Regions from separate parts of the Homo sapiens genome. Here all the other regions are linked to region 3. A link is a loop called in an ENCODE intact Hi-C map of the cell type or tissue named here. Cell type or tissue: gastrocnemius medialis. All regions are shown on one strand.

Region 1 (2,500 bases), 89 kb after region 3:
AGGCGGTCGGGACCAGTATCCAAGCTCCTCACCCAGTGCTCTTCCACCCTTCTCTGCAGCGCGGATTTCAGAGCTGGAGGCCAACAGCATGGCCTTCCCTCTGGGGATCGCAGTGAGGGGTGGCGCGCACTCAGGGCTGCAGACCAGCAAAGCACCAGCCCAAGAAGGACGGGGGAGCAAGGTGCAGGCGCCCCCAGGCTGCTGGGGACTTCCCAGCTCTCAGCACATTCTCCTTTTCTTGGTTAAGGAAGTTTCTAAAGTTGACCACTGGTTAATCGTTTTGTTATTCATGCTGAGCAAGAAACCAGGGTCCAAATACCGTGTGTGTGTGTGTGTGTGTGTGTGTGTGTGTGTGTGTGTGTGTGTGTTGTGTGTTTGGGGAGGGGTGCCCTCCCAGTAGGGAGCTGCCCAGTAGTTTCTGCCTCTTATTAATCTCTAGTACAGCTCGTGACTCACCATGAAACTCACAGGAACACGCAAGATGGCCCAAAATAGTTTCCAGGGTGGTCACCAGGTGTGATGAGAAAGAAGACAAAACAATGAACCCATGGATCCATGGTCACGTCTACATGGGGAATTCTGCACACGACACCCTCCCCTGGACTGTGAAACAATCATTGGCCCAATAAAGGCTCTGATAAGCTCTACAGTTATATTTTAAACCTTAAAGCATGGGTTGATGCTATTTAACTCAGTATTTTCCAAAGTTATTTGATCAGAGAACCATCCTGTCCTCCTCCCTTTTTTTTTTTTTAAATTTGAGGAGCATCTCACTGGGTAAGTAATCCTGGACACACTTTGGGAAAATAGCTCTAAAAAGGGAGAGGAGGTAAGCAGGAGTTTTACCATCTTATGTTCCCGCTCCAAGTCACTGACTTTGGACTGGAATTTTGGCTTGGAGAAAACGCAGCTGGCCTCAGCACCACCCTGGAGCCTCTTCCAGCCAGTCCTGGCAGAAGGACTCTGAATGCCTGAACCCACAGGTTGGTACCCGTGACTCCACCAAGTCTCCACGCAGGGACGGCGTGCATCGGGAAGAGGGGGCATTTCAGGCAAAGGCTAGTGCAGCACAAATGCCATCCATGGGGCAGCCTAGGCTGGGGCCATGCAGAAGAGCCATAGAGCACCATGCAAGGCCGCCTTTTGATAGTCACAAGGCAGTCTGTGACGTGACTCAGTTTCATACAAGCTGCTTCTTCTGCCTGGGACGCTCCTGATCTGTTGGCACTGTTTCTTAACTTCGGTCTTAAAGTCATTTCTAATTAAAGCAAGCTCCCCTGTTAGTGTCTATATTATAGGATCCTGTTTGTATTCTTTTAGCGTTTCTCAACACAGGGATCACTACATATTTTACTTTTTTGAATGTTGTCTGTCTCCCCGCAAATAAAATAACTCCAGGAGGACAGCGGTTTTTGCTTTGGTCACCATTAGAGCCCTGGTGCCAGGAACAGTGCCTGGCACAGTGTAGGCACACCATAAGGGTTTGTTGAATGAATAAGAACAATTTTGCAAGTTTTGTCCCTCCTGAGTGGGTGATTGGTTGCTGGGAGTTGATAGGCAAGGCCACTGACCATCCAGTGGGCTGTGTGGTAAGAAGGGGGTGATTCCTAAGAAATACTTGTGGATGGCTGCCTGGCCCAGTGCATGCAAGGAAGTACAGAAGTACAGAGAGCAATAGAAATGAGTTTTTATTTGTAAAAAGTTACAAAATGATATTGTACAAAAATAAAGTCTGTAGAGAACTTTGGTTTTATAACACAAACGACCAAGACAGATCAGAGAAGTCAGAACTTCCAAACAAGTGCACTCCTTACGGTATCAGATGGTGATCGCAATGATAAAGAAAAATCACAAACTTTACCCTTTTGTGGATTTGGTGGAGCAACTTGCTTCCATTAAAACCTGCTTGTGGTGTGTAGGTGATGCCGGGAACGAGCTATTGACACCCCTTGGATCCTACAGCTTTTTTGGGCAGGGACTCTCCATGGGGAGTTGTTGGGGGGGGTCACTGAGGTTGAAGCCTGGGAACAGTGGCCATCGCACTGCCAAGGTTCTCTGAATGGGACAGATGCCCCTGGGGCCACATCCAAATTGTGCTCCACGAATGACTGGATGGCTGGGGTTTGTCACTGTTTCGAGCAGTCTGAATTCTCAGCAAGATCCCAAGACAGTGTGAGAGGGAAGGCCTTTCCTCCATTTCCCAGGCGAGCAAGGGGAGCAGAAAGGACAGAGAAGGGCAGAACCATGAAGAATTTGGGTATTTTGGGGGAAGGGGATCAGATGTCTGGTAACTGCTGCTTCTTGTTACTATGATTATTTGATGGAGGCCAGTATTTCATTTAATTGCTAAATCTGTCATAGTTTTATACTAGTAGCCACTAAGGTAGGTAGTAATAGATTATCTCCTTAATGAAAATCCCTTTTATGAAATGCGTAACAAGCTGTAATACAGGGCCTAGTGTGTCATACATGTGTTGGCTGCCCGATAAATTCACAATCT
Region 2 (2,500 bases), 440 kb after region 3:
CAAATGAATTAAGGTCCAGTTACATATAAAAGTGATTATGATCAGCGAAATGTCTGCCCAGAGTGGCCTCCCAAAAAAAGGGAAAGATTCGAGGCTCTGACACTCCCCTTTGGCCATCTTAGGGCCATGCACTGTACAATAAAAATGATCCCATCGACAACTTTCTAAAACATACACTGCCTTCAGATTTTACAGCTCCAGGTCCTCTGGCCCCCATGGAACAGATAAACAAATAGCTTTCCTCTGTTGGGGGAAATTATTTGTTTTCTGTCTTCATCCAACGAGATTTCTTTTAGAGAGATCTGATCTCATCCTTGTGAGAGCTTCCTATTTCACCTCTCCAGGCATCTGGCTTTCGCTTGGAGGCAGGCGACTTCTTCCAAATCCTGACATTTGAGGGGCAGGACTGTACGTCATCTTTGGGATTCTGGAAAGGCTCACGGGGCGATTCTCAGGATAGTGTCTGTGTGGACTGTATTTTCCCCTCAAATCAGGAAAGCAGCTCATGGAGTAGGCACTGCATGGAGACTCATAAAGTTAAATCAGACCAGGGAGCAAAGAAATAAAGGCCATCTTCCTCTGTTCTCAGAGTTTCTAATGTAACTCAGGGGCGAGTAAATATTCCTAAGGACACATTTAATTATCGAAAGTTATCTTCTCCATAAGTTAATGGATACAAAGAAGACCAAGAGAACAAGGAGGAATTTAATGGAAAGAGTAATAGAGACAAAGAGGCAGGGGTTTACCACCAAAGAAGTATGTGATCCCGTATACTTCTCTGCCTCTTTCTGGTGCTGGTCCCCACAAATATAAAATCTAGAATATTCTGGACTTCTATGACAAATGGCAAAAGAGTTAGGGGAGATTCGGGAAGCTTTCCTCGTTTCCACCAAGGTTTCTAGAACAATTATTACAAAGCATAACCAGTCTGGGCCCGAGGGGGACAGTGATGTAGTCCTCCCATGAGGCCTCTTACTGGGGATTTTTCCAACCTGCTGTGCAGAGCCCAAAGCTGATGAGGTCAAGTGTGCTCAGCCTTTTGATATGGTTCTCGTTGGGGTGGAACCAAGTCGACAAATGGTCCAAGAATCTCTCCTAGATGTGACCTCTGAACAGAGCCCGAGGTGGGGTGGTGAAGGCGGAGAAATGCTGCCCCACACGGCAGAAGCCAGCCAACGCCTGCTGCCCCACCACCCGCCAGGCCATGGCCCTGCTGCCCTCTGAGACAAGCCGACCTTGGTAGTCACCCAACTTGCGAATCTTTTGAGCTCTTCCTGTCGCCATGCCCCGCCCATCCCATTCCACCCTCTCCTCTTTTTTCTCCTCCCTGGCAGCCACTCTGTTTTCAGATGTTTATCCAGAGTCAGGTCCTCAGTGGCTGTGGTGAGGCCTGGGGGAGGGGAGTGCCCTAAAAGCGGGGTTCCTCTGGGCTTCTAGGGCCCATCACATGGATGCCCACGTGTGTGTGTGTGTGCGTGTGCACATGTGTGCGGGTGTATTTCACTGGTTGACCGTGGTCTGTATCTCTGGCTTGCAATGTCATTAGTCCTAGATGAGCCCATGTTGGATGCCTTTTCTGGGAACACTGGTATCATCTGTGCTCTGAATGCTCCATCTCAGTGGTCTCAATTTGATCAGGATATCCGGATTTTGTAACATCATTTTCTAACTGTTCCTCCGACCCTGATTCCATCCTTCAGAGCTCTGAGGACATGTAACTAGAAGCCACTCCAATTACGCTCCCCCTCTGTGGTGGACCCGTGTCACCTGCCGCCCTGGCATCATCACCCAGGCATGCACTGTCACACTCCCAACCGGAATGTCAGCTTGCTGTTTGAGATTCACACTGACACTCGGTCCCCAGAGGGCTCCTCCTGGAGCCAGGGCGGCCTGTGCTTGGGAACACATAAAAGCACAGGAGTCCCCTCGCTTTTTGGCAGCACTTCAAGCACTAGCCCAATGAAGAGATCTTGACAGCATACTTGTAAACTCCACAGGCCCCAAGGGCTCAAACACCACGATATTTATGCTCACGGGTGGGGAGCCAAAACAGTTGGGTTGTTATGCAGACATGGATCTCTTACCCAGACCAGCATTTCTGACACCTGTTAATTGGCATTTGAAAGAACTGAGTCGAGGCGGGTGGGGGACTCCGGAGCTGCTGCCAACCTGTACCTGAACCGCGGGGAGTCCTGCAAGGTTTTGGCCCCTCCAGCTGGTCAGAGATTCCCTGGAGAGATGAGAAAGTGAGTCCCAGGGTTGGCAGAAAGGATCATCAGAGAAGGAAGAAAATAGGAAGGCGGGTGAGAAGAAAAGTAAGAGACCAAGAGGGAAAGAAAAAACTAGACAGGGTGGGTATTTTTAGATTTGCTAGTGCAGAGCTTTGTGCCTGCAGCACAGGTCCCTGCCTCTGCAGCACCAGTTCTGCTGGCCCAGGGTGGGATATGCCCTTCTTTTCCCCTTCCCCCCTGGGGCAAGAACTCTCACCTGCCTTTGAAGG
Region 3 (2,500 bases):
GGCAACACTGCCAAGCCAACTCAGTTCCAGACACTTGTACTCTTGTATTTGAAAAGTGGACATATGCCATTTGGGGTGTAGACCACCCAGGTTGCTTTAGTCTGAGACATAAACTAAAATTTTAACCCTGTGACCTTTAGAGTGAAAAGGTTGGGTAATTTTATTATTTAAGATCTTAAAATTTCACATTATTCCTATAGGTTTTGTAAACTTGTGTCCTGTTGCCCTGTTACCTCTCCAACCCTCTTGCTTGTTAATAACCACTGACTGACAGACTTGCTTTTCCATAAGTTTAAGCTTTTATCACTGAGAGCCCATCTGTTGCCATCCCTCAGAAAGTCAAGTACTTGTGTAGATGGAGTGCATGCACAGAGTATGTTCCTGAAAGTATCTCATGTTTTCAACATGAAATTTTCTGTTTCTAAGACCAAGTAAAGAAAATAATTTGCTTTTACACCCGTTAGGGGAGCAAAATTATGTGTGGTTAAAACCCAGCGGAAGGCAAAACAAGCTGAGACTCTAACTCAGGACTACATCATCACCCGTAAGTCGTTAACATGCCTCTCAATCATGCATCTCTCTTCTACTCTCATGTGGTTTTGATTGCATAGCTTTAGAGACAGAGAAAGCCCTCAGAATTCAGGCATATATTACAAAATTGCCCATTCATGTGGATAGGACTACGAGTCATGTAACAGCTAACCTCTGTGGCTTCTGTGACTCATCACAGGGACAGGGTTATTTCATGCAGCTTTCAACCCAAAAGGGAAAAGCCTGTTCGAGTCCAATACATTACTTTATAGCAGTTTTTTCAAGAGTAACAGTCTATTCCAAGTGTGAACAAGAAAGAGTGCTGGTCTTGGAATCAGGAGGCCTGGGTTTGTCCAGTTCCACCACTGAGTGGCAATGTGATGTTGAACAACTTAACTTTTAATCAGGGAAGTGTGGCGACCAGAGGAAGGGTCTCTTCCAGCTTTCTCTGAAATTCTATGACCATGTGCTAGACTGATCCACAGGAATTTGTATATAAAATTAACTACCTGGGGTATGAGTAGAAAGCTTACTAGGGCAGAGTGGTTTCTCTCACGTATGTCACACAACCTCATTAATCTGGCAGATGTGTGTTCCCAGAGCCACAATCTCAAACCTGCAACAGGTGACAGCTAGGAAAGAAATAATGGATGCTACAGCGATTATCATTAGTGGATGGCCCTGTGGACTTTATCAGTGACTCAGTCTGGAGCCCAGGGGGCGCTGTACTGCTGGGTTTTCTCACTGGTGGTGGGTCTCATATGAGACCAAGTCCCTTGGAGCTTATGACCAGTAAAGAGATCCCATGACACTTTTTGCAAGAGTAGAAGTGTTAAAGTCAGTGTCATAACTAGTCTAGCTCATGTAATTACATGCGGCCTACTTAAATTCCTCCAGTCGTTTGAAGTGAAAAGCTATTTTCCCCCTCCTAAAAATACTGTTGTGTTGTGTTGCCCAACTGAGTGACGGGTGGCTATGTTTCTCAGCTCCCCTGACTCAAGGCAGGCATGTTTTACTGGTGAGTGATATGGTCTGGCCTCAGTTGGCAGTATAGGTAGAAGGTAGGAGGGGATACTGGAAGAGGTTTTGAGGTGTTATAGACATTTTATTGATATTATAAATTCCCTTTAACCTTTCCCTTCCTTCCCCTGGTCCCCCGGGAAAAGTTTCTTTTAAAGGGGGTTTAATCTGCACGTAAGAGTCAAAAGAAACTGCTAGTACTTTTCTGGGGCAAAAAAAGGGAGTTATTTAATACTTCCCCTAATAACTCTTTCCTTTTCCCCTAGAATATTATACTGTTTTCCTTTTTAAATTCTTATAATCTTTTATATTCTGAAATTTAATTTTGACATTGAGTAAACAGTAACAGCAATTGAACGCATATTACTTTGGTTTTTATTTTCTTATTTTGCTACCATATAGCAGGAGGGATAAGGCCCCATTAAGTCCCCATGCCAAGAGATTTAGGCACCTCTTGCATTCATGGCAACCTTTATCCCAGTTTCAGTGGGATAAGTGTTCCTCCCTTCCGGTTACTCAGTGTTGTCAACTCCTCCTGAGAGGTGGTCACATTTCAGAAACGTGTGAAGTGATTCCAGTGTTTATGAGACATCTGAGGAAACTTCAGGGCTGACAGCAAGCTGTTGGCATTATTCACATTTGGGTCCTGTAAGAAAAAATAAGAGGCAGTCCCAATATGTGTTTCTTTTCAAAACCACGGTAATTAAGTTTTAACTGCTACCCATGGTTTGGGAGATGGGGAGCCTCACCGATGTTTCCATGACAATATTTGACAGTATTTCCTGAGTGCTGTTAGCTGCCAGGAGAGGTGACCAGTGAGTCTGGTCTCAAGCAAAATTGGCTAATTGGTTACAGTAAGACTGTCTTTTATTATCAGATCAAGACTGTCATTATGACTTCCATTTCATCTTTCAGTTAGTCATGCTTTAACTATGTTTTTGGATGGGAA

The links. Hi-C counts contacts between places; a loop is a spot of excess contacts. Peaks named below come from ENCODE experiments on the same cell type or tissue, not always from the same donor. Only the 100,000 strongest peaks of a DNase experiment are listed, where the experiment ranks them.
Region 1: it touches region 3 in a loop (8-fold over the local background); 4 of 110 quality-filtered maps call a loop at or near these places.
Region 2: a loop joins it to region 3, with 10 times the contacts of the local background. A loop is called at or near these places in 3 of 110 quality-filtered maps.

The regions. Positions count from the first base shown.
Region 1 is chr5:37,811,006-37,813,505 of GRCh38, forward strand. GDNF (glial cell derived neurotrophic factor) reads right to left here. Exons shown (of 3, transcript NM_000514.4): 3 at 1,672-2,500. Among named protein-coding and RNA genes, the nearest start is that of GDNF-AS1, 28 kb to the right of the region's middle. In gastrocnemius medialis, no CTCF peak of the experiment used is centred here; DNase peaks (open chromatin) are centred at 1,086 and 1,520; H3K27ac peaks cover 1,168 bases.
Region 2 is chr5:38,165,835-38,168,334 of GRCh38, forward strand. The region is part of intron 2 of LINC02107 (long intergenic non-protein coding RNA 2107); the gene reads left to right. Among named protein-coding and RNA genes, the nearest start is that of LINC02119, 19 kb to the left of the region's middle. In gastrocnemius medialis, a CTCF peak has its summit at 1,187; DNase peaks (open chromatin) are centred at 1,207 and 1,817; H3K4me3 peaks cover 667 bases; H3K27ac peaks cover 2,500 bases.
Region 3 is chr5:37,722,391-37,724,890 of GRCh38, forward strand. It overlaps WDR70 (WD repeat domain 70), which reads left to right. Exons shown (of 18, transcript NM_018034.4): 15 at 465-544. Among named protein-coding and RNA genes, the nearest start is that of GDNF-AS1, 120 kb to the right of the region's middle. RefSeq lists an enhancer at 1,642-2,500. In gastrocnemius medialis, a CTCF peak has its summit at 1,237; DNase peaks (open chromatin) are centred at 1,251 and 1,511; H3K27ac peaks cover 1,865 bases.